5 separate regions of the Homo sapiens genome follow, and all the other regions are linked to region 2. Evidence: chromatin contacts called from ENCODE Hi-C or POLR2A ChIA-PET data. All regions are on one chromosome and are shown on one strand. The core of a region is the stretch at or near the end of the contact, and the rest is flanking DNA. Distances in the headings are between cores, read along the strand shown.

Evidence for each region. A loop is a pair of places that touch in the nucleus more often than their neighbours do. ChIA-PET counts read pairs that join two places held with the same protein, here RNA polymerase II (POLR2A). Pooled maps may share reads with other maps.
Region 1: a pooled map shows a loop between it and region 2 (4-fold over the local background). The contact joins the enhancer-like site here to the promoter of ADAR in region 2. A Hi-C loop is called at or near these places in 6 of 50 pooled maps. POLR2A ChIA-PET finds 5 or more read pairs at or near these places in 2 of 52 experiments (activated CD8-positive, alpha-beta memory T cell and activated T-cell).
Region 3: a loop to region 2 is called in a pooled map, with 4 times the contacts of the local background. The contact joins the enhancer-like site here to the promoter of ADAR in region 2. A Hi-C loop is called at or near these places in 2 of 37 single-sample maps with no recorded cell type and 12 of 50 pooled maps. POLR2A ChIA-PET finds 5 or more read pairs at or near these places in 7 of 52 experiments (B cell, BJ, GM12878 and 4 more).
Region 4: a pooled map shows a loop between it and region 2 (3-fold over the local background). The contact joins the enhancer-like site here to the promoter of ADAR in region 2. A Hi-C loop is called at or near these places in 4 of 50 pooled maps. POLR2A ChIA-PET finds 5 or more read pairs at or near these places in 2 of 52 experiments (activated CD4-positive, alpha-beta T cell and activated T-cell).
Region 5: a loop to region 2 is called in a pooled map, with 6 times the contacts of the local background. The contact joins the enhancer-like site here to the promoter of ADAR in region 2. A Hi-C loop is called at or near these places in 2 of 168 maps with a recorded cell type or tissue (GM12878 and OCI-LY7), 28 of 37 single-sample maps with no recorded cell type and 13 of 50 pooled maps. POLR2A ChIA-PET finds 5 or more read pairs at or near these places in 5 of 52 experiments (GM12878, HEK293, activated B cell and 2 more).

Annotation. Positions count from the first base shown.
Region 1 is chr1:154,384,360-154,389,518 of GRCh38, reverse strand. No RefSeq gene overlaps it. Among named protein-coding and RNA genes, the nearest start is that of IL6R, 18 kb to the left of the region's middle. RefSeq lists an enhancer at 2,566-2,775. Within about 2 kb of position 3,803, at least 11 of the 41 ENCODE cell types and tissues checked have a DNase peak (open chromatin) inside an H3K27ac peak, as active enhancers do.
Region 2 is chr1:154,604,811-154,609,723 of GRCh38, reverse strand. ADAR (adenosine deaminase RNA specific) reads left to right here and starts at 1,538. Exons shown (of 15, transcript NM_001111.5): 1 at 1,538-1,732. The coding sequence starts at 1,718. RefSeq lists enhancers at 1-595, 1,265-1,654 and a silencer at 1,655-1,764.
Region 3 is chr1:154,806,706-154,811,766 of GRCh38, reverse strand. All of the region lies in intron 2 of KCNN3 (potassium calcium-activated channel subfamily N member 3), which reads left to right. Among named protein-coding and RNA genes, the nearest start is that of KCNN3, 61 kb to the left of the region's middle. Within about 2 kb of position 3,231, at least 7 of the 41 ENCODE cell types and tissues checked have a DNase peak (open chromatin) inside an H3K27ac peak, as active enhancers do; they include GM12878, where a contact is called at or near this core.
Region 4 is chr1:154,438,046-154,442,982 of GRCh38, reverse strand. All of the region lies in intron 6 of IL6R (interleukin 6 receptor), which reads right to left. Among named protein-coding and RNA genes, the nearest start is that of IL6R-AS1, 34 kb to the right of the region's middle. RefSeq lists a silencer at 348-447. Within about 2 kb of position 3,227, at least 6 of the 41 ENCODE cell types and tissues checked have a DNase peak (open chromatin) inside an H3K27ac peak, as active enhancers do.
Region 5 is chr1:154,849,474-154,854,279 of GRCh38, reverse strand. All of the region lies in intron 1 of KCNN3 (potassium calcium-activated channel subfamily N member 3), which reads left to right. Among named protein-coding and RNA genes, the nearest start is that of KCNN3, 18 kb to the left of the region's middle. Within about 2 kb of position 2,304, at least 2 of the 41 ENCODE cell types and tissues checked have a DNase peak (open chromatin) inside an H3K27ac peak, as active enhancers do.

The DNA.
Region 1 (5,159 bases), core at 2,554-5,053, 220 kb after region 2:
ACTCTTCCCCGAGTAAGAATTCTTCCTGCCTGACTGCCTTTGAAACAGAGAACATTGGCTTTTTCCTACCTTTGAACTGAACATCAGCTCTTCCTGAGTGTCAAGACTTTCACCCTTCAGGCTGGAACTCCACCATCAGCTCTCCTAGGTTTCCAGCTTGCAGACTCACCCTACAGATCTTTGGATTTACCAGTAAAAAAAGCCTCCGTAATTGCACAAACCAATTCCTTTATATATATATAAAATATTACCTATTAATATAATATGTTTTATATAGTATATAGAGAGAAGATATATATTCTATATATACAGAAGATATGTATCTATAACATATAGATATGTATTTATATATAAGATGTATATTCTATATATACAGAAGATATATATTCTGTATATTCATACGTATATATAGAAGATAAATATATATTCTATTTCTCTGGAGAACCTTTACTAATACAGGTGGGCAGGAATGGAGGTGAGAAAAAAATGGCCATCATTAAAGTTTGAAAGTTCTCATTTAGTTTGAGGGCAGCAGACTCATAGTAGAGTTGACCTTCAGCTGGGCCTTAAAGGTATCATTTCTTTTTTTTGTTTGTTTAGATGGAGTCTCACTCTGTCGCCCAGGCTGGAGTCCAGTGGCGTGATCTCGGCTCACGGCAACCTCCATCCTCCCAGGTTCAAGCAATTCTCTGCCTCAGCCTCCCAAGTAGCTGGGATTACAGGCGCCACCACGCCCAGCTAAGTTTTTGTATTTTAAGTAGAGACGGGGTTTCACCATCTTGGCCAGGCTGGTCTTGAACTCCTGACCTTGTGATCCACCCGCCTCAGCCTCCCAAAGTGCTGGGATTACAGGCATGAGCCACCACACCCGGCCAAAGATATCATTTCTATAAGTAGAGATGGATGGATTGGAGAGGTGAGGGAGAAGATAGAGAAAACTCCAAGCAGAAGCAACAGTATGAGCAAAGACACAGGAAAATTCTGGCTGCATTCAAAAAATAAAGCATTACATTAGTACAGCACTTTATAGTTTACTGTTTCCACACACCCTATTGAGGCATCATATAGGAAGCAATAAAAATTGGGACTCAGACGGGTTTGGCCAAGATTGTGCCACTGCACTCCAGCCTGGGCGACAGAGCGAGGCTCTGTCTCAAAAAAAAAAGAAAAAAGAAAATTGGGACCTAATAGAGAATAAACTTCTCAAAGGACCCATGTACCTAGACCTCAGTTGCTATTTCCCACCCCTAAGCCCATGGTCTCTAGAGTTAAGTACAATCTACTCAGCCAGGTGCGGGGGCTCACGCCTGTAATCCCAGCACTTTGGGAAGCCGAGGCGGGCAGATCACCTGAGGTCTGGAGTTCAAGACCAGCCTGACCAACATGGTGAAACCCCGTCTCTACTAAAAATACAAAATTAGCCCGGCGTGGTGGCACATACCTGTAATCCCAGCTACTCAGGAGGCTGAGGCAGGAGTATCGCTTGAACCTGGGAGGCGGAGGTTACGGTGAGCCAAGATTGCACCATTGCACTCCATCCTGGGCAACAAGAGCAAAACTCCGTCTCAAAAAAAGAAAAAAGTACAATCTACTCAAACACTTACCAGTCTGGCCCCATGATGCCTTTTCTTCCTCTTTCTTCTGAGTCCTCTCTCAAATATACTGTGTTTCAGCCAAAGAAGATTTGAAAATTCCAGATGTACCCCAGGAACCAAAAAACCCTCTGGGTTTAGGTGACAACTGATGTAGCCAACTTGAAATACCCAAATCCTGGCCAGGCACAGTGGCTCACGCCTATAATCCCAGCACTCTAGGAGGCTGAGGCGGTGAATCATTTGAAGTCAGGAGTTCAAGACCAGCCTGGCCAACATGGTGAAACTCCCTCGCTACTAAAAATACAAAAATTAGCTGGGTGGGGTGGTGCATGCCTCTAGCTGCAGCTACTCGGGAGGCTGAGGCAGGAAAATCTCTTGAACCCGGGAGGTGGAGGTTGTAGTGAGCCAAGATCATGCCACTGCACTCCAGCCTGGGCGACAGAGCGAGACTATTGTCTCAAAAAAAACCAAAAAAACAAACAAAAAAAAAAAACAAAAAAGGCCAAATCCTAAATGACCAGCAGAGAAAACTGAGAAGCAACCCATCTATTCATAAAATCCTCAAAACGCTCATGAACTGGCAGCTCCAAGTACCTCTGGAACTGAGTTTGTGTGTCTCTGAGTGTGTGAGTGTGCAAACAAGGAGGACTGGTTGAAAGCTGTTTGAGAAGCACCCTTCATTACTGAGTAACTACCCCTCCCTCCCTCCCACAGAAATCTGCAAGCTTGTTCTCTGTACAGGATAAAACAGAGAGTCTCTGAACTGGGTGATACCAGGCACATTTGACAGCATGGCTATGGCTTGTAAACTCGGGAACTAAGGGACTGCGTATGCCAAATGCCCCAGGCTAAGACCCACAGCCCTCTGCCTCCTTTCGGGGGCCAGAACACTGGCAGGCTGGCCTGTTCCCTCCTAGAAGGAGATTCTTCTCTGGGTAACCTGACTGGCCCCAGACGAAAGACCTAAAGATCCAGACATGTGGGGACTCCCCCAGCAAACAGTCCCGTCCAGATGCCCACCATGTGAGCTTCCAATCAGCGCCTTCGTTCCCATGTCAGAGCTTTCTCTTTGCTACTCCCCACCCACGCTGCCTGGCCCTCTGCACTGGGGGTATTCCAGGAAGAGACCACATGAGCAATACCCCACACCCTCTGACTAGCAGTTGGTCTAGACAACGCAGAACCCGGAAGACCAGAGGGAGGAGGAGCGTGAGATCAAGATATCTGTTCCTCTGGTTCTTCTCTTAGAGGGTTCCTCTCTTAGGCTGCCTGTGTCTCTCAACCAAAGGTTATAGCTCTCCTATACTCTGTCTTTGTAAATGGCCATTTTGTAAAGAAATCCTCCTAAAATAATCCTAACTTGAGTAAACCATATGTTTACTGTAAGGACTTAACTGATATTTGCCTGTCTTATAAATAATCAGTCAAAGATCACCAGACAGCTGAAAAAAACCTCAGACATGGAAGATAAAAACAAATGAGCAAAAAGCAGACTGAAAAGCAATTTGCAGAAATAGTTTCTACACAGGAAGAAGAAAACTTCAAAAGAAAAATATCAAATAATACTTCAGAGAGGCCAGGCACAGTTGCTCACACCTGTAATTCCAGCACTTTGGGAGGCTGAGGTAGGTGGATCACCTAAGGTCAGGAGTTTGAGACCAGCCTGGTCAACATAGTGAAGCCTCGTCTCTACTAAAAATACAAAAATTACCCAGGCATGGTGGCGCGTGCCTGTAATCCCACCTACTCAGGAGGCTGAGGCAGGAGAATCGCTTGAACCTGGGAGGTGGAGTTTGCCGTGAGCCGAGATCGTGCCATTGCACTCTAGCCTGGACAACAAGAGCGAAACTCCGTCTCAAAAAAAAAAAAAAAAACAGGAGAACAGGAGGACACATGAGTTTGGAGCTTCATACAAACGTGTGGTCAATAACAGAACAGGCCTGTATTTACCTGTGTACAAAAACGCCTGTGTGTCTGCAGCTACAGACAACCTACTATGAAACCACTAATCATTTCCTCATTGCTTTCGGATTCAGGCTTCTCCTCCAGACATGCTTAGCTGTGGTTTAGGAGCTGCTACGCTTATGGGGTCTTTCCAGTGTCTTCCTAGCGCCTTCCTTTCCTCTCCCAACCCCTACGCCCTCTGCCCTCAGGGTTCCCAGGTTAAACAATCAAGATACACACTTCCGCCTCTAGGCACCACGCCCCATCCTCTTCCTGGAGCTCCACCCACAACAAGGTACTGAAGAGGAGGAAGTAGAGAGGAAGAACACTAGATTATTGAATAAATAACCTGAGAATTGAATAAATTGGAAGTTAGCCCTATTGTTAATCTTTGAACCATGGGAAATGGTAGCATGGGAAGAATGACCCCTAAAGCCACTGAGTTGGGGTGGGGCTGGCTCTCCTCCACTTAAAACCCCTCAGGGCTCTGGCTTATTCCCAGAATAAGGCTGAAATCCCTTCACCGAGAAAAGGGTTCTCCAGAAGTCACCCTGCTTTTCTCTCCTGCCTCATCTCTTGCCACTTTCTCCTTGTTATCTGGGCTCCAGCCACAATAAACAATGTTCTTGCAGACAAGAGCATTGACTTCATGTGGGCAAGTGTGGCTCTTGTCCCGGGCCTCATGGTTAGAGGGCCCTGAATTATTCACACATGTGCACACACACATTTAACACACACTGCTCCTCTGTCATTAGGGATCGGGTGCTTTTTGCTGACTTAGAGAAACCCCATGCCTGAAACCTACTCATCTGCTCTCAGGAGAGGTAGTAATTGTCACTGCTCATTGATAAACACTCCCTGTCTTCATTGGAGCAGGCCCAGGGGTTGTTGGGTTTAACTCCATCCCAAATTCCAGAGATGAGCCAGGTTGATGTAAGCTAGTCAGGGGATCTCCCTCCACCTGTCTCTTCCCTGTACCTACAAGCATGCACAAACAGGGCACAGCACTTCCCTGGTCAAAGGGCTTGGTTCGATTGAGGATAGAGCAGTGGATGGCACAGGAGACACCCCCCTCCCTTGCTCTGAATCAGGCAGAGTGTAGATGTGAGGCCTGGGAATGATAACAGCCATTTAGTTCCCCCAAGATAAGCCAGACTTGGAACATTGCCACTTGACACCCCCATTACCCAAAGACAACTGGAGATAGCTGAGCTAAAGCTCAAGCATCGTCATTTGGAGGTTGGTTGGTTCGTTTGTTTGTTTGTTTGTTTTGAGACAGGGTCTCTGTCACCTGGGCTGGAATGCAGTGGCATGATCTCGGCTCGCTGCAACCTCTGCCTCTCGGTTTCAAGCGATTCTCCTGCCTCAGCCTCCCCAGTAGCTGGGATTACAGGCGTGCACCACCATGCCCAGCTAATTTTTGTATTTTTAGTAGAGATGGAGTTTCACCATGTTGCCCAGGCTGGTCTTGAACTCCTGACCTCAAGTGATCTGCCTACCTCGGCCTCCAAAAGTGCTGGAATTACAGGCATGAGCCACAGTGCCACTGCACTCCAGTCTGGGCGATAGAGGGAGACTTTGTCTTAAAAAAGGGCCAGGTGCAGTGGCTCACTTCTGTAA
Region 2 (4,913 bases), core at 289-2,788:
GGCGTTTTTAGCGCAGTGTGCAAGTGCCCTATTAGGGGTAGGCGCCCAGTAACTCGAGAAGCATGGAGTAGGAAACCACAAACAGCACCTGCTCCCCCTCCTCTCCCCCTACCTGCTGTGGGGAAGGCCTCCCTTGTAAATTTGAAAGGTTGATTCACGGGAAGCCGTGGAGGAGGTGCATGCTAGGCCAACGAATAGAATGTGCAAAGGCCCAGAAGGAAGACAGAGCCCAGCCTGCAAGGGAATGTTAATTTGGAGTGACTAACACCATGAAAGGGCATCAGCTGGAGATACTGCTATAAAGGGACTGCCTTGTAATTTCATAAGCATGGGGGTAAAATTAAGATTAAACACAGGGAAAGAACATTCTCACAGGTGAGGATGGTGTTGAACCCTAGAATAATCGTTTCCCAGATACCTTGAACAAAAATCCAGCAGTTAGAGAAGCCTGACCATGAAGCAAATTTGACTTTTGTCCCTCTAGATAACAAAAGTTATCTTTTTGAAAGTAATGGTGTAATTTGAATGAGTGTAGAGAAGCGCTGAAGACTGAGCTTTACTAAAGCCTTCAGACCTGGATTTGGCAGCAGCGTGGCCTTAGTCAAGCCTCGGTTTCTACACCTGCAAAGTGGGAATAATGCCTACCTTGGAGGGCTGTTGTGAAGATTAAGGGAGATAATACATGTAAAGTACTTAACCATTTGCCTGGTGGGGTAGTTTTTATGACCTAGATCCTAAATTGTTCACTGCTGCTGTTGCTACTCTTGGTACTTTTTACTGGCTGGCATCTGCTTGCTTAAGTTTATAACATAGTAGGAGCATTAACAAGGTCCCACGGTGGGGACCTTGGTCGTTTGACGAGATCTGCGCTCCCGCCCATCCCCTCCCCCCCCCCTCCACATTGGAGACGCGGCCACCACCGCGCTGGCGCGGAGAGAGGGAGGACCGGGCGTCATGCTGTTTCTGGCCTGAGGTTTTGTGTGCCTTTGTTTTCCTTTTGCTCTATTCGTGTATTCCTGCCTACGGCCTGTGCGGGGAATTAGGAGCTCAGTACTGAAACGGCGGTTTTCCTAAACAGTACCGGACGGGCGCGGGGGCTGACGCCTGTAATCCCAACACTTTGGGAGGCCGAGGTGGGCGGATCTCTTGAAGCCGGGAGTTCGAGACCACCCTGGCTAACGTGGTGAAACCCTGTTCTTACTAAAAATACAAAAAAAAAAAAAAAAAAAAAGCCAGGAGTGATGGCGCTCGCCTGTAATCCCAGCTACTCCGTAGGCTGAGGCAGGAGAATCGCTTGAACCCGGGGGGCAGAGGTTGCAGTGAGCCGAGATTGCGCCATTGCACTCCAGCCTGGGCAAAAAGAGCGAGACTCCGCCTCAAAAAAAAAAAAAAAAGTACCTTCCGTAGTTCTCATGCAGCGGAGGGGTTCGACTTGTAACCGGCCTGAAACCAAGCGTGGCGCAAGATTTGCTCAAGCCCCTCCTCTTGGCCAAACTTTCCGGAGGGGAAGGCTTTCCGAGGAAACGAAAGCGAAATTGAACCGGAGCCATCTTGGGCCCGGCGCGCAGACCCGCGGAGTTTCCCGTGCCGACGCCCCGGGGCCACTTCCAGTGCGGAGTAGCGGAGGCGTGGGGGCCTCGAGGGGCTGGCGCGGCCCAGCGGTCGGGCCAGGGTCGTGCCGCCGGCGGGTCGGGCCGGGCAATGCCTCGCGGGCGCAATGAATCCGCGGCAGGTAAGCCGGGCCGGCCTTGGACCTTCGCCGCCGTCTGGGTTCGTTTACAACCTCACAGGCTTTGTGTTGCAGTGCGTAGCGTGTGCGTCTTGTGAGTGTTAGAGTGTGTGTGTGTGTGTCGTCTTGCCAAGCAGCATTGCTGGTTTAGGAATTTGTGCGTCTTGTGAGTGTGTGTGTGTGGGTGTGTGTCGTCTTGCCAAGCAGCATTGCTGGTTTAGGAATTTGTGCGTCTTGTGAGAGTGTGTGTGTGTGTGTGTGCGTGTGTGTGTAGTCTTGCCAAGCAGCATTGCTGGTTTAGGAATTTGTGAATTTGTATCCTGCTCATTAATTCTGCAGAATGGAGCAGTGCGTGAAGAGGGCTTGGGGGAAAATGCGCCCCCGTCTGAGTAGGAAGGCCTGAGCCCATGTCAAGGCAGACACATCGTCTCCCTTTCTGCTAGGGCCCCTTGTGGAACCCCCTACCCCCGCTTTAGCCCCACTTGAACAACGTTCGGACTTTGAGCAGCGCACACTATCCTCAGCTCACCTTATCCACCTCCTGAAGGCCTTCTGGGAGTTAAAAATGGCACTTAAGCTGTAGGAGAAAGCTTGTTAACCACTTTATAGCTAAAAACTGGGAAAACACAAATGGCCTTCAGCAGGTTAACAGATAAACTGAAATACATCCACATAATGGGATACTGCTTAGTAGTGAAGAGGAAATACTGTTACAAGTAACAACACGGGTGACTCGCAAGTGCGTTATGCTAAGCACGAGAAGCCAGACTCAAAAGGCTGCATACTGTATGAGTCCATTTATATGACATTCTGGAAAAAAAAAACCACAGTTATAGGGATGGAAAGTGGATCCGTGGGTGCCAGGGACTGGGTATCGTGGAAGAAATTGATTGTTGAGTGGCATGAAAAAGCTTTTTAGGGAAATAGAAATGTTCTATATCTTGATTGTGGTGGCGATTGTCGAAATTCATAGATTTATACACTTAAAAGGATAAATTTTACTGTATCTAAATTATATACCTCAATTTTGTTAAGATATATATATATTTTTTTTTTTTTAAGCACTCCTTTGAAAGGATTAAGGACGCCTAACTTGAAGGAAAAGCATTTCTGCACAGGTGTCAGTGTATTGCACTGTGGAACCTGTGTGGTAAAGGCAAAGGGGGTAGTGCTTATCTCTTGATCCTAAATATGTGAGACCAGATTAAAGTGAAATCTGGGAGGCAATGAATGTTAAATGAGTTGTTATGTAATTTGCATAGAGGTGATGCTGAGAGATTTAGAAAGGATCACTGTGGGTTGCTTGCTCACTTTCTTGCTCTCCTATTCCGTAGCTTTCCAAATGGCTGTACTCAACGGTGGCTTGGTGTTTAGGGGATTTAAGGGGGGCAAAAAGAAAGATTAATAATCTCCTCCTCTCCCTCTAACCCTACTGCCCTAAGATATCCTTAGCAAACTTACATCTCCTTTCTTTTCTCTGTGTTCATTCCATTGTGCGCACACATACACATTCATGGATTTTCTCTTTTTGTTTAGGGAAAAAAATTATAATGTACATACTATTCTACAACTTTTTGTTGTTTTATTGAACATTATATGATTCCTAAATTATCCCCAGGTGAATACAAATAGATATGACACATTTTAAAAAAATAAAATAACTGGCCGGGCGTGGTAGCTCATGCCTGTAATCCCAGCACTTTGGGAGGCCGAGGAGGGCGGATCAGGAGATCGACACCATCCTGGCCAGCATGGTGAAACCCCATCTCTACTAAAAATACAAAAATTAGCTGGGTGTGGTGGCGTGCGCCTGTAATCCCAGCTACTCCGGAGGCTGAGGCAGGAGAATCACTTGAACCCGGGAGGCGGAGATTGCAGTGAGCTGAGATCACACTGCACTCCAGCCTGATTGCAGTGAGCCGAGATCATGCCACTGCACTCCAGCTTGGCAACAGAGCGAGACTCCGTCTCACAAGAAAAAAAATAACCGTGTGAGTACTATTCCATAGAATGAATGTTTCATAATTTAATTCTTCTATAGACAGACATTAAAATATTTTCCAGATTTGGGCCAAGAGTAGCAGTTTAAAAAACATTTAGCTTTTAACTGACTCTAGCCACTTTGAAACACAATTTTTTTTTCCCAAGGTCACTCAAAGAGCTAATAGGAGAACCCCTAAGTCCCATAATTCAGCTCTGGGAGCCAGCACTCACTCTGTACACACATTTGCCTCTGTCCCTAGCAATATGGTGGGCGTGAGGGTGCAGCAAGAGGAACAAGAAAGAAATGATTGCTTGCATAGTGGCGTCTTGTTCATGCAGTCATTAATTCAACAAATGTTTGTTGAGAATCAGCTTTGTGCCAAGTGCTAGAGAGGTTGAGATGATTGAAGCATAGTCCTTGACCCCCAAGAGCTCACCATGGAATCAACTGAAGCCCCTCATCAGTACTGTGTTGGGAATATTGAGAGTGGAGAGTTGAGTATAACTTATAGGACACCTAATGTTAATTACCTTTCAGACACTGCAATGTGTGTGTGCCATAAAAAAAAAAAAAATCCAGTAGCTCTGATACGAGGGAAAGTAAATGGTTTAACAGGTGCTGAGTAGGAGAAGCTCAAGGAGAGGAAACCCCAAGGGCTGAAGAAGGTGGGAGTCAGGAGTCTCCTGAAGCAAGTGGCATTTAAGGAGCTCTATAAGGAAAGGGTCAGAGTTGTGATAGGTGGCTGTGGAGGGAGATGTGCCACCTGGATTGGCATGTAGAGGGATAGAAAGATTATAGGCCTTTGCAATGGCCCAGTAAGAGGTAATGAGGGGCTGGAACTGGAAGAAAACACATTTAAGACACAGTACAGAGGTGGCAGACAAGGTGGGACTTGGCAACTACCTGATGAGATCCAGGAGATGAGGCCAGGAGGCGGGCAGCAAAGATGACGCAGGTTTCTAGCCTTAATAGGCTAGGAGGAGAGTGATGCCATTAGCAATAAGAACTACAGGAGAAGGAGCTGAGTTTGAGGGAACTATTAATTTGGTTCAGAATATGTGCTGTTTGAGTTATGGCAGGATATTTAAGTGGACAGACTGTCGACATAGTTGGAAATTCAGATCTTAAGCTCCCACACAAGGTAGTGGCTGGACATAGTAGATTTGAGTGCTCTTGCTTCAGAGGGCTAGTTTAGGTTGG
Region 3 (5,061 bases), core at 1,982-4,481, 200 kb before region 2:
GTTTCCTGTTGAGTACAAATCTAGTAAAATGACATTTTCCTGTTTTTAAGAGAAAAAATGGCAAAATCACCACTGCTCAAATTCTCCAAAACCCAACAATTGGACGAGGAAAAGAGATGAACTGCCCCGATTTACCTTTGAATTAAAGAATTCGATGCAATTCAATTGAGCAGTTTTGTTTCCTCCAAAGGCATCTCCCATACAAACCTGTCCTGTTAGCATGATGGTGGGAGAGACACTGAGCCTGCGGTCCGTAGACCTGGGTCCAAGTTGAGACTTGTTCATTTAAAACACTTTTTAAACTTGTGGTAAAATATACATAACCTATAATTTAGCATTTTAACCATTTTTAAGTATATGGTTCAGTGACGTTAATTGTCTAATTATATTCTTATATATATATTTGTATCCTTATTATTGTATATTTGTCACCACCATCCATCTCCAGAACTGACTTTTGTCATTTTCTGTGTGGCCTTGTGTGCCTCCACCAAGGCTTGTGGTGAGCTCTCTTCGCACATCATCTCCACAAGCATCTCCCACTTTGTCAGCCCCTAAACTTACCTTTACCCTGTCCCATCGCCCTAACGTCACGGGCCGGGGTTCTGATTCCAAGTTTCGATTGGGGAAGTGGTTGGTAATCCCACAGGTGGTAATAGTGTCGCCTCCATCTGTTGATCTCTTGTGTGCTGGAGACTGTGCCTTTACTTTATCATCTCAGTGATTCTTGGCGACAGTCCCGTAGTTAGGCTCTGTATTCATACCCCCTTTATAGATAAAGCAACTGAAGCAGAGAAGGTAAGAGATGTGTCCACAGTCATGTGGCTGGTGAGGGCAGAGGGTTTTGAGGTCAACTGTTTGAGTTGACCATCTCCAAAGCTAGCCAGGTTGCCCTGCCTGGGGGAGAGAGGCCCGTCCTCAAATTAACTCTTCTACCCCTGGTTCCTACAATGGCTAGAAGCAGCCTAGAAGGTGGGCTGAGTCATGGGGACTTCCCTCCAACAAGGGTGAATATTAGGAAGCCTAGGGCTGAACAGTAACCCAGTGTTGGTCCAACCTTGCAGCAGCTCTGGAGGCCCTCATCCCAGCCACACCCCCACCTTGGCTGTGCCTTGTGGTGGCTCCTCTGCCTATTAAAATCCCTTCCTTCTCCTGGTTTCCCTATTGTCCTCCCCTTGGGTCCAAGGCTTGCCTCAAGGATGAGGCCCAGCACCCTTGGGGAGGTAGAAGGGCAGCCATCTCAGGGTAACCTGCCCAGCCATCAGAACTGGGACCCGCTTCAGTTTCTCTGCCTTGCCTTCTGATCCCAAGGAAGGCTAGGGTCTTCCTTGAAGCCTCACTGAGCCCCATACTGGGTCTTGTTCTTTCTTGCCTCCCTGCCTTCTGAGGGGCTGACTTCTACTTCTGCTCGCCTGGAGTCACAGTGTCCCTGATAGTCCCCAGGCCCTCAGGATCAGACCTGCCTCTAACCCCAAGCCATCATCTGCCTGGGCTGAGTCTGGTCTTTCCCTTAGACACTGTGCCTTGGGCTGCCAGTGGCCTGGGTGAGTCAGGCTTCAGCAGCTCTTCCTGTTTCCCCGCCCATATTCTCCCCTCCTTCTGCCCGTTCCTATGGTAAGGTGCCAGCAGCCTTCCACCCAAACTCCCCTAAGCTGGACCCAGGACTTCCCTAGATTAAATGCCCCCACTTCCCTGCCATAATCATGTCAATAATCCTGTTTCCACCCTGATCTTGCTACTCTGAACAGGATCTGCTTGGTCCACAGCAGCCCAGGGATCTGGTGACACACTGACCCTTACACACCACTGGGATCAGGTCAGTACAGAAGGCACCGACCTGCTTTCTCACTTTGTTACTGCAGCCAAAGACAGCCAGTGACTTTTAGCTTTCATGGTAGCCTGTTAGTTTATATTGAATTGAATATTTACTAAAACCCCTCTGTCTTCTCATGAGCTGCTAAGCAGCTCCCCACCCTCTGCCCCCTCAATCTCCCATCCTTCCTAATACCGTTGGCTTTTTAGGTGAGAACTGTACCTTTCATTTTCTTCTGTTACGTTTCCCTGCAGCTGTTTCAGCCCTTCATTCTAGTCTGTCCAGGCCTTTTAGCATCTCACTCAGCAACATGTATTTGGGGGCCTCCCAGCTTCCTGCCCTCCCACATGTGATGAGCCTGAGTATAATAGCTTCATCTAAACCATTGATACAAATGTCGAACCAGAAGTCAAATCTGGGAGGTAAACTTTCTTTGGTTGGACTAAAGACAGGAGAAGTAAAGAAGAAACTTCAAGGATTTGCAAATCTTTTTCATCTTAAAAGTTTTGTGGCCTCCTGTGAGGTTGTAGTTTTATGTGCCCTCCCACCCCAGCCCCCAAATAAGCCTGCTCTGCATTCATAGAACACGTGTTTATTGAGCCATGCTCTGTGAGGGGCACGGTGCCTGGTATGGGACAGAGCTGTGAACTACAGACTGGACCCGGTCTCGTGTTACTCACAGTCTGTGAAATGAAAGCGTGGCTGCTGGTGCTGGGGCTTGGCTGCTGGGGCTGAGTGTTGAGTCTGTGAAATGGACGGGTGAAGCCGTACACCTGGTCACTCGGTGAGATCACGTTGTGTCACAGGAGAGTGCTGAGGCATGGCCACCGTGGCTGGACGTTCTCAGAGACACTGCTCAGCCACAGCAGCTGGGCCTGGCTATGACCACTGACCTGTGACTACATCAGGCACAGCCACAAACCAGAGATCAGTAACCAGACACGGCGGAGCCATCCAGTGGGCGCAGAGCAGCCACCGCCTCTGAACTCAGAGCCACGAGGCGGCTCTGCGGGAGCCGCCCGACACCTGCCTGCTGTGTGATCGCCAGCAGACCCTGCCCCTCACTGCCCTCAGATCCCTCACTTGTGCATCTGGGGAGGAAGCTAAGGGCTCTCCAAGGTCCCTATCAGCTCTTTATGGTGCTTCTTGCTAGAATGTGCTAGAAACCATATCGATTTGAGAGCAAAGAGAAATTGCCACCAGTGGGTGTGTATGTGTGGAATGGGAGGCGGGGGAGTGGGCAGGGCGATATTTGTCTTCCTGCTGCTGTTAGAAATAGCAACTATTCTCTCCCCTGAGGACTGGACAAAAGGTGATTAATTCATTCAGCACAGAGCTATTGAAGGGCTGTTCTGAGCCAGGCACCGTGGGGACAGCAAGGTCCCTGCCCTAAACAGGCTTGTGATCTAATGGAGAGATAAGCACGCAGACACACACGCCTTGGCTGCTGGTGCTGAGGACAAGGGTGTGGAGGGCACGGCGCACAGTTCCACCTAGATGGGAATGAGGACGCTGCTGTGCAGGGCATCTGAGATGGTCATGGGGTCAGTTCTAGCAGGTGCAGGTGGGTCGAGGGTCCTCTAGGGGAAGGGACCAGCTCCAGCAGCTGTGAAGAATGCAGAAGCTCAGGGCTCTGCGGAATGGGAGGCATGCAGCTGATCGTAAAGGGAATGTTGAAAGGTGAGAATAGAAAGAAGGGCTGGAGCCAGATCCTGGTGAGCAGCAGCTGGAGCGATGAGGCACCCAGGTCTAAAATGGTAGTAGCCCCATTCTATCTATGAGAAGGGGTTGGGGGATGGCGATCTGATGGCGGGAGAGGGAAGCCAGGGAATTTGTCTTCAGGTTGCACCTGCAAAGCATTTTATGTAAGATGGAGAGAATGTCAATAGTCTGTATCAAAGACTGAGAGGTAAGAATGGGGATGGGAGACGGGTGTAGATTATGGTACAGGTTGAACCCCCCTCAATCACTGGGACCTGCTCTGACCTTAGAGTACAGGGTTGGGCTAGAGGAATGGTGGATGAATCTCCCTCCTTGGGAGATTGTTAGGATTAAAGATGAGAGCCACCTGGTACACTCTTGTTTAAGAGTCAGAGGAATGGAAAAACACCCCTCCCACCCCAAAACGCTGAGGTTCTGATCTCACTGACTGAACACCACCCAACCAGGAGCCAGGGCTTGAGGGCAGCCCGAGTTTGTCTTGCTCTGTCGGATCTTTTTGGATGTTTAGCAGGAGCGACACTGATCAGACTTCACAAGAACCTTAGGATTTTACAATTTTGCTCTTCCCTTATTGTTCACAAATCAAGCCTATGCCTAAAAATACACTCTTCTCCAGCAGCCTCGGGGACTTAGCTTCTCCCCCAGGCAGGGAGTTTACATCCTTCCTTTGCCTGCAGAATTCAACCTTGCAGGTTTGGTGGGGTGGCTGGAAACCGCCACCATCCCAGAGCAGGCTTCTATCCCCAGGGCCTGGCTGTCACCCGCAGCAGCAGTGACATCACCCAAAGCCGACTTTGTGCGGGGGGCTTCTGAGTGTTAAGTGGGCTCAAAAGGTTGAAGTGCGGGGGCAGGTAGGAGGAGCTGCGTGGCTTGGGAAGGAGCAGCTGGCGCTGTAGAGGGAATGACTTGCCCCAGCTGCTGTTGGGTTACGGGCTCGAGTTGTCCACAGCCACCAGGGGACATTTTTTCCTCTTCTCAGTTCCTCTTTGACCCTGCGCTCAGCTTCACCAAAACCACCTTGTTTCACCTTCTCTGTATGTCCTCGGCCTCTCCTTTCCTGCTTGCCTCAGTCTTTCCCATCTTTCAAATCTAAACATGTGGTGTCTGTTGCTGCGGGTTGACTGCATGTGTATGTGTGGTTTTCAAGCTGAATTGACAGGGCTGAGTTTTACAGCCAATACTGCCTGGCTCTGGAAGAAGAGAAAGAGGAGGACAATGAGGGACAGGATCTCTTGTAGCAGAGAACATTCTGATCCAAATGTCCTTTCAGGATAAATTTAGTTCCCGGGGCTGGGACCACATTCTAATTTGGTGGGAGTCCTTGGGCACCCTGGTGGGGAATGGCTGCTTCCTTCCTCACCTCCCTGGTCGATTTCAGGGACCGCAGGAAACCCAAGCCTTATGAACATTATACAGAACTGCAATTACAACAATCCTGAGCTGACATAAGATTTATTCATTGGGCACCAAATTTCCTTTAGGCCCCTTTCTAGTTTGTAGTTTTTGAAGCTGCTACATTTTTTATG
Region 4 (4,937 bases), core at 1,978-4,477, 170 kb after region 2:
CCTGTGCAACATAGGGTGACCTCATCTCTGTAAAATATTTTTTAAAAAATTAGCTGGGCATCGTGATGCATGCCTATAGTCCTAGCTACTCAGAGGCTGAGGCAGGAGTTCAAGGCTGGAGTGAGCTATGATTATGCCACTGCACTCCGGCTTGGGCAACAGAATGAGATACCATCTCTGAAAAAAAAAAAAAAGAAGAAAATGATTTTGTGATTCCCCCAGACTCAATGTTGATGTGACAGGGAGAACTCCCATCAGGAGAGGATAAATTCAGAACTCCCGCTTGAGAGAAAGCTGCCGACCGTGCTGGCCTTGCTGGCCAAAGCAGGGCTAAGACAGAGTGACCCTGGGACCCCCAACTTCATACAAAAGGCTATCCTGGGCTACAGTCTGTGCGGGGGGCCAGGCCCCAGCCTCAAGGGGGCAGCACCTGCTGAAGTCCAGGCTCCAGAGCCCCACTCTATGGCATTCCACTTCCACTCCTACAGGGGCCCACCAAGGCCGGCCTCCACCTGTCCCACTCAGACCACCCACCCACACACGTGTCGGCCTCACCAAGCAGCTCTCTGCCACCCTCCCCTTGCTCACAGCTCCGTGCCTTTGTACTCTGCCTACAATCCCCATTTTCTGTCTGGGACCCTCCTACACATCCTTCAAGACATAATTCAATTGTCACCTCCTCCATGAAGCTTTTCCTGCTATCTCTAAACTGCCCCAACAGAACAGTCTGCTTACGGCCTTATCGTGCTGTGAACACCATCTATTACGTATTAGACATACTACAGTGGGGCACGCACCCTCCTCCAGCCCCCTCAAGCACATACTAAAACCACCAGGAAAGCTTTCTCAAACCACCCACTCTACTTCCTCCTCCAGATTCCAATGCAGTGAGTTCACGATGGCATCCAGGATAGTGATTCTGGGATGCCCCTGGTCCCACTCTCCTCCCAAGAACCAGCACTGTCCTGTAATTGCTGATCCCCTTACAAATGCAGTATGCTTTAGCATTTCTAAAGAATATTTTTTCATCAGACTCACAAAAACTCTCTGAAAGGAACAAGATTGGTGCTATCATCTCTACTTTACCGATGACAAGACTGAGGCTCTGAGAGCTGAACTAACTTTACCAGTGTCATACAACCTGACTCCCAGGTGCTTCCCAGGACCTCTGTGTCTCCCAAAGGCCACCACTCCCACACCTAGTCTGGGAGGCAGGTGCATCCTGTCTGTCTGGGCCTTGAGAGCTGAAGGTCCTTGGGGTGGGTAAGCTCACCCCACACGGTGATACAGTGTTTAGTACACTGATGCGTCCCTAACAGCCAAATAACCGTGGTCCATAACACACACCTCACCTAGTGCTCTAACCTTCCCCTTATTTTTCAGAACTGCCCGCCAATTTCCAACCTGAATCCCCCTCTTGCGTCAAAATCATCCAAGTTCCTCTTGCTCTTCCCTCAGCAGAGAGGGGAGCAGCAGGTTTCTTTCTTGGATATATTCACAACTGGGTTTTGAAGACTTCCCCTGCCTCAAACCACACATGCATAGGGTGGAGGGCTCAAAGTCTTCCGCTCCTTACATGAGAAGAAACCGACTGTTCTATCTGAGCTCCCACAGAAGCTGTGTCTATGCCAAAGAAGCACATCCACCTGAGGCTGGAAAGTGGAGACCGTACCCAGTGCTGGCCAGACAGCCCCCACCACACCATCTTCCAATAGAAGGAGAGTGTCAGCAACTTAAAGAGGGACATCCACAAATGAGACCAGATTCAGGGGAAGGGGGCCAGAAAGGTGAAGAATTCACAGACCATCTCATGTAACAGCCTGGGAAGAGGAGCCCAAGCAGATGCAGGTCTGGGAACTCCAAAAGAATTCAGAGAGAGCAGACTAGGAAATTTGTCATTGGTTATCCCTGAGAACAGAGCAAGGGCCAGTGAGGCCAGAGTTAGGTTCACATAAGAAAGAACTTTCTATTTGAATAGATATTTCTCCAAAGATATATGAATGGCCAAGAAGCACATGAAAAGATCCTCAGCCTGGGTGTGGTGGCTCACGCCTGTAATCCCAGTACTTTGGGAGGCATAGATGGGCAGATCACTTGAGGTCAGGAGTTCAAGAGCAGCCTCGCCAACATGGCAAAGCCCCGTCTCTGCTAAAAATACAAAAATTAGCTGGGTGTGGTGGTGCATGCCAATCTCAACTACTCGGGAGGCTGAGGCACGAGAATCACTTGAACCCCAGGAGGTGGAGGTTACAGTGAGCCAAGATCGCCCCACTGCACTCCAGACTGGGTGACAGGGTGAGACTCTGTCTCAAAAAAAAAAAAAAAAAGACATTAATCATTAGGGAAATGCAAATCAAAACCACAGTGAGATAACACTTCACATCCATAAGGAGGACTATTGCAGCAAAATGAAAAATAACAAATGTTGGCAAGGATGTGGAGAAACTGGAACCCTTATACACTCTGGTGTAAGTGTAAAATGGTGCAGCCACTGTGGAAAACGGCATGGCATTTCCATGAAAATTTAAAAATAGAATTACCATATAATGCCACAATTATAATTCTGAGTATATACACAAAAGAACTGAAAGCAGGAATCTAAACAGATATTTTACACCCGTGTTCATAGCAGCATTATGCACAACCAAAATGGGGAAGCAAACCCAGTGTCCCCTGACAAATGAATGAATCAACACAATGTGGTATCTCTACACAATGGAATATTATTCAGCCTTAAAAAGGGAGGAAAGTCTGACACATGTTATACCACATGAATAAACCTTGAGGACATTATGCTAAGTGAAATAAGTCAGTCACCAAAGGACAAATACTCTCTGATTCCACTTATTTGAAGTACCTAGAGTGCAGCCTGGGCAACATGGTGAAACCTTGTCTCTACAAAAAATACAAAAATTAGCCAGGCATGGTGGCAGGCGCCTGTAATCTCAGCTACTCAGGAGGCTAAGGCTGGAGAATTGCTTGAACCCGGGAGGCAGAGGTTGCAGTGAGCCAAGGTCACGACAGTGCACTCCAGCCTGGGTGGGTGACAGAGTGAGACTCCGTCTCAAAAAAAAAGAGAAAAAGAGAGAGACAGAAAGAGACAAAGGAAGGCAGGCAGGCAGGTAGGCAGGCATGCAAGCAAGCAAGCAAGCAAATGAAGTACTAGAGTAGTCAAACTCACAGAAAAAGCAAGTAGACTGGTGGTTGCCACGAGCTGGGGGAAGGAGTGGGTGAAAGGAAAGTTACTGTTTAACAGATTCTGAGTTTCAGTTTTACAAGATGAAAAAAGTCCTGGAGAAGTAAAGTGGTGATGGTTGCACAACAATACTTAATGCCACAGAGCTGTGCACTTAAAAATAATATAAATGGGCAGGGCGCGGTGGCTCACGCCTGTAATCCCAGCACTTTGGGAGGCTGAGGTGGGTGAATCACCTGAGGTCAGGGGTTCAAGACCAGCCTGACCAATATGGTGAAACCCCATCTCCACTAAAAATATAAAAATTAGCCAGTCATGGTGGCAGGTGCCTGTAGTCCCAGCTACTCGGGAGGCTGAGATAGGAGAATTGCTTGAACCCGGGAGGCAGAGGTTGCATTGAGCTGAGATCACGCCACTGCACTCTAGCCTGGGCGACAGAGCGAGACTCCGTCTCAAAAAATAATAATAATAATATAAATGGTAAATCTTATGTACATTTTACAATTTGAAAATTTTTAGAAGAAACTTTATAAAAAAGCAAGATTGCTTTTAAGCTGCTTGTCACAAGCTTTAAGCTGCTTGTGACTATCTGAACTAAGTGGTTGGAATAAAAGGTAAAATAGGGATCAGCCTATATTTGGAATTCCTATTCCTCTGCACGATGTTAGAGCTGATTTTTCCCCCCTTAAAAAGGCCCCCAAAGCCATACTGATGCTCAGCATTCAGATAAATGAGTGTGTTTGGCTCAAAGTATACACAAATCAAAGAAAACCATGGACAGGTCAATACGATCTACCCTGAAGGATGCACTGATTTATTAAAATGGTCTCCCTAAGTAAGATATAGTAGTTAGGCCCCACTCCTTGTCCAGGTCTGAGCAGGAAAAAAGCTTTTGAGGAGAGGGCCCAATAGAAAGCTGCCTCCTGTCCTTGATGAACAAGGAAAGTGCCAACAAAGATGGAAGCCGGCACTTCATATTATTGCATCCAACTAGGATTACACCCTAAGCCCCAGCATACTCCTCTGGCTCTCCCCAGGACAGGAAAGACAAGGGACAAGGACCCCACAGTACAAAGCCAGCCAGGAGGAAGAGCCATCACCCCACACCATCCAATCTGGGGGAAGAATGTGCAGCCCATAGATAAAAGCCTTCTCTCCCTGGGGCCAGGGCTGGGAGAAAGTGGCAGGGGTCGGGATGGGACTGATGTCAATTCTACCTTTTCCTTTTTATCCATACTTACTCAAATAAATGGGTATCTTATTCTTTTTTTTTTCCTAACTGCCAAGTATTTAAGAATGATTAATTTGGTTCAACTACGCCACAGGGCTAGAAACATTTGACCCCAAAGTGAGCCATGAAGCCATTCTACAACAAAAACACTGGGAACAATAAAACAGATTGCTGCAAGGGGTAGTAAGCTCTCTGTCTCTGGAAGCATTTAAGCAGAGGCTGGCTGACCACTCTCTGGGTTGTGGTCAGGGAGATTCTTGCATTCTAGATCTGCTAAATCCTAACCTTTCATAGCAGGGTGTTGATAGATAATGTCTCAAGTGGTTTTATCAGGGAAAAAAAAAAGCCATATAAGCTTGTTGTTTAGAGTTAAGGAGGGCACCAACAGAGGAACTAGAAACAGAAAGAGTCAAGCAGCTTCCTTAGAAAGCAGGACTAGAAATGGAAGGCATGGGACAAGGGACCACTGCTCAGTGTTATAAGCTGTTTATTACTTCTTTGCCATGTGCA
Region 5 (4,806 bases), core at 1,055-3,554, 240 kb before region 2:
TTATTTTATTTATTTTCAAATTAATTTATTATTATTATTATTTTTGAGATGGAGTCTTGCTCTGTCGCCCAGGCTGGAGTTCAGTGGCCCAATCTCGGCTCACTGCAAGCTCCGCCTCCCGGGTTCACGCTATCCTCCTGCCTCAGCCTCCCGAGTAGCTGGGACCACAGGTGCCTGCCACAACACCTGGCTAATTTTTTGTATTTTTAGTAGAGACGGGGTTTCACCATATTAGCCAGGATGGTCTTGATCTCCTGACCTCATGATCTGCCTGCCTTGGCCTCCCGAGATGCTGGGATTATAGGCATAAGCCACCGCGCCCAGCTTTTTTTTTGTGAGACGGAGTCTCACTCTGTCACCCAGACTGGAGTGCAGTGGCGTGATCTCGGCTCACTGCAACTTCCGCCTCCCAGATTCAAGTGATTCTCCTGCCTCAGCCTCCTGAGTAGCTGGGATTGCAGGCACATACCACCATGCCCAGTTAATTTTTGTATTTTTAGTAGATACTGGGTTTCATCATGTTGGTCAGGCTGGTCTTGAACCCCTGACCTCAAGTGATCTGCCTGCCTTGCCCTCCCAAAGTGCTGGGATTACAGGCATGAGCCACCATGCCCGGCTGAGAGTGGTCATTTTAAATAAATGCTCAGAGCTAGGTGCAGTGGCTAATGCCTGTAATTCTAGCACTTTGAGAGGCCGAGGCAGGAGGATCGCTTGAGCTCAGGAGTTTGAGACCAGCCTAGGCCATATAGTGAGACGCCTTCTAAACAAAACAAAAAATTAGCTGGGCATGGTGGTGCGTGCCTGTGGTCCCAGCTACTTGGGAGTCTGAGGTGGGAGGATCGCTTGAGCCCAGGAGGTCAAAGCTGTAGTGAGCTGTGATCGTGCCACTGCACTCCAGCCTGGGGAATAGAGTGAGACCTGGTCTCAAACAAAAACAAAAACAAAAACAGAAAACAAAAACCACAAATAAAACAAATAAAGAAGTGCTTAGGGCCAGGCATGGTAGCTCACGCCTATTATCCTGGCACTTTGGGAGGCCAAGGCAAGAGGCTTGCTTGAAGCCAGGAGTTTGAGACCAGCCAGGACAGCATGGCAAGACTCTCATCTTTACAGAAAAAAAAAAAAAGCTGAGTACATTGGTGTGCACCTGTAGTCCTAGCTACTTGGGTGGCTGGGGTGGGAAGATCCCGTAAGCCCAGGAATTCGAGGATGCAGTGAGCTGTGATTACGCCACTGTGCTCCAGCCTGGGTGACATGTGAAACCCTGTCTCTAAAAATAAACACATAAATAAATAAATTAAATAAGTGCTCAGGGAAGGCCTTACCAAAAAGGTGATGTCTATTGGAGGATCTGAAGTGGTGAGGGATCCAGCCACCTGGGGGAAGAGGAATAGCAAGGTGAAGGCCCTGAGGGGGGATCATGCCTGGTGTGTTGTAGACAGCACTGTCCGGTGGACACGAAATGGGAGCTACCGCTGTCATTTTAAATTCCTGAGTAGCCATATTAAAAATAGTGAAAAGAGAAAAGTAGAATTATACATGTTAATAATATTTTTAATTTAACCCAACATAGCCAGAATATTATTATTTGAATGTGCAAGCAATACAAAAAATTATTGAGATCTTTTACACTTTATTTTTTGTACTAAGTCTTTGAAATCTGGTGTGTCTCTGACACAGCATATCTCAATCAGACATTAAGTTTTCATTGGAGATACTTGATCTGTATTTAGAGTTTATAAAATTTACAATTAAAAGAACAGACTTGCTGGGCATGGTGGCTGACACCTGTAATCCCAGCACTTTGGGAGGCAGAGGCAGGTGGATTGCTTAAGGCCAGGAGTTCGAGTCCAGCCTGGGTAATGTAACACAGTGAGACTCTATCTCTCTAAAAAAAAAAAAAAAAAAAATTAGCTGGGTGTGTGGCATATGCCTGTGGTTCTAGCTACTTGGGAGGTTGAGGTGGGGGATAGCTTGCTGTTGAGGCTGTGGTGAGCCATGCGTGTGCCTCTGCACTCCAGCCTGGGCAGCAGAGCAAGACCCTGACTCCCCGTCCGAGAAAAAAAAAAGAATAGATTCACACACTCAAGTTGTTGAAAACGTACTTAAAATTTTTCCAATAAAAGAGTGGAGTGTCTTTTTATATTTAATTTTAAATGAAATGGACTTAAAATCCAGTTGCACTGGTCATGTTGCAGGGGCTCAGTGGACACACGTGGCTCGTGTCCTCACACTGGACGGTGCAGGCCTGGGAGCAGAGAGGATGCCTGTGAGGCTGATTCAGTGAGTGGAGGGATCATGTGGGCGGGGTTGTGAGGTCACAGGGGAGGCGGGTCTGGCTCTGCAGGGATTTGTAGACCGTCCTGAGGAGTGTGGCCTTTACCCTGGGTGAGATGGGAGCAAGAGGAGGGCTTGGAGTAGAGAAGTGACAAGATCTGACTTACATTTTAATGGGACCACTCTGACTGCAGTGTTTGGAACAGACAGGGAGGGTCAAGCCAGGGTCAGGGAGCCCCGCTGAGAGGCTGTGGGGACAGCTCAGGTGAGGGTGGTGATGGTTTGGACCTGGGTGGTAGCATTGAGTTGGTAAAAAGTGGCTGGACCCTTGGGCTATTTAAAAGGAGGGCATTCCTGATGAATTGGACAAAAGGTCATGGTGTGCAGGTCAGGCAGTGGTGAGAGAAAGGGGAAGTCAAGGATGAGGCTGAGACTTTTGGCCCAAGCAACTGGAAGGATGGAATTTCTGTTAATTGAATGGAGAAGACTGTGGGAGAAGCAGTTTTTTGGGGGAAGACAGGGAGTTTGTGGTTGGACTCGTTAAGTTTGAGGTGTATCAATTTCCATATAATGCGTGTAGCACCTGCCCCAGGGGTTGTAAGAGGTCACAGGATGGTGCTTGAGGCCGTGGCAAGCTTCTGCCTGGGCTCCTGACCCAGAACAGATGGCTCCTCTCACCTTCCAGAGGTCTGTTCGAGGCATGGCTGGCAACGTTAAAAAAAATTTGGCCGGGCACGGTGGCTCACGCCTGTAATCCCAGCACTTTGGGAGGCCGAGGCGGGTGGATCACGAAGTCAGGAGTTTGAGACCAACCTGGCCAACATGGTGAAACCCCGTCTCTACAAAAAATACAAAAATTAGCCGGGCATGGTGGTGCACGCCTGTAGTCCCAGCTACTCGGGAGGCTGAGGCAGGAGAATCGCTTGAACCCGGGAAGGCGGAGGTTGTGGTGAGCCGAGATAGTGCCATTGCACTCCAGCCTGGGTGACAGAGCGAGACTCTGCCTCAAACAAAGCAAACAAACAAACAAACAAAAATCAGCTAAGTTATCCATGCCTCCAGCACCGTGGGTGTTGACTCCCTGAAGGTCACTGGAAGTTGCTAGGGTCTTTCTGAGTCAATCCACATTTCAAGGTCAAATCTCCCTGCTCTGGGCTGATGAATAAAATGTGTCATAAATGCTCAGAAGCTCCCCCAGTGTGGCCTGGAAGCCTGATTTTATGGAAACTTACTGAAATGATACAAAACGCTAAAGATATGCATTCCTAATTTTCTAGCACTTTCAACTCCACAGGGATGTTGGGGGAAGGGATTAATGAGCTTGGAGAGGTGGAATAACCTCCTCAAGGTCTCCCAGCTGGGGGAAGGTAAGCACTGGATGTTGGGAATCACCAGCCTCATGTGCACCAACCATGTCGCCAAATGTCCAAAGCCTGCAGAGGGCCCAGGGCTCTCACGGACCACACAGGGAAGCCACTGCACCTGTTCTTTTTAAGACTGGGAGGAGAGTGGGGAAAGGCAGCAGGTATGGCTTTTGAGGTCCTCTCCTAGCCCAGCTGGTGTCTGATGCTGGCACCCGGGCTTGGAGGGTGAGAGTCTTGGGACCTGTAGACCAAGGCCACCTCACTTGGGCAGCCCAGGCCTGCTGGACATGGGCCTTCTGACTTAGTTTCAAAGCTGGACCCTGACCCTTGTTGGTTGCAGGACTTCAGTGATTTAATCTTTGAGTTTATCTGTTTCATTGGGGTGATGGTGCCTGCCTTGGAGGAGTTTTGTGAAGTGATGTTAATGAAGGAGCTTAGGCCGGTGACTTGACACATGCCCAACATAAGGAATGCCTGTGGGGCCGCCTGGCTCTGCCCCTAGAGTGGAGGGAGATGGTGCAGAGGGAACAGTAGAACTGGTATGGGCTGCGGATGCCTGGCGAGTGGCATGAGTAGGGGAGAAAGAAGCGCCTGCCAGAATGGGAGTGAGGGAGAACAGTGGGGGGTCCCCTCCCTTACCACAAGACCTGGGATCTAACTGTGCCTTTAGATCAGAGCTTCTCAACTGGGGCACTTTTGCTCCTCAGGGGACTTTTAGCAATGCCTGGAGACATTTTTGGTTGTCACAGTCAGGAGAGGGATATTATAGTCCTTTAATGTGGAGAGGCCAGGGATGCCCCCTACAACAAAGAATTACCCAGCCCACAATGTCAGTGGTACTGAGGCTGAGAAACCCTGCTTTCGATGACTCATTCTCACCAGCTTGTTATGAGGATGAATGCGAAAATGGAGCCTGCATTTCTAACTGCAGCCTGCCCTTCCAGGTCCTCTCGTTCCCTCACCCTTTCCCAAGGGGGCTGCCTCTGTCATCAAGCAGCCTGGTCCAGGAGTCAGCAGACCTGAATTCAAGTCCTGACTCCTCATGCCTCAGTGAAGTTTTTCCTTAGTTTCTAGTCTCCATGTCTTTTCATCCTTGGAAATCTTGTCTTGAGTGGGGCAGTGGTGTCTACACAGTAATGGGGCTGTGGTGTGGACTGAGTGGGAA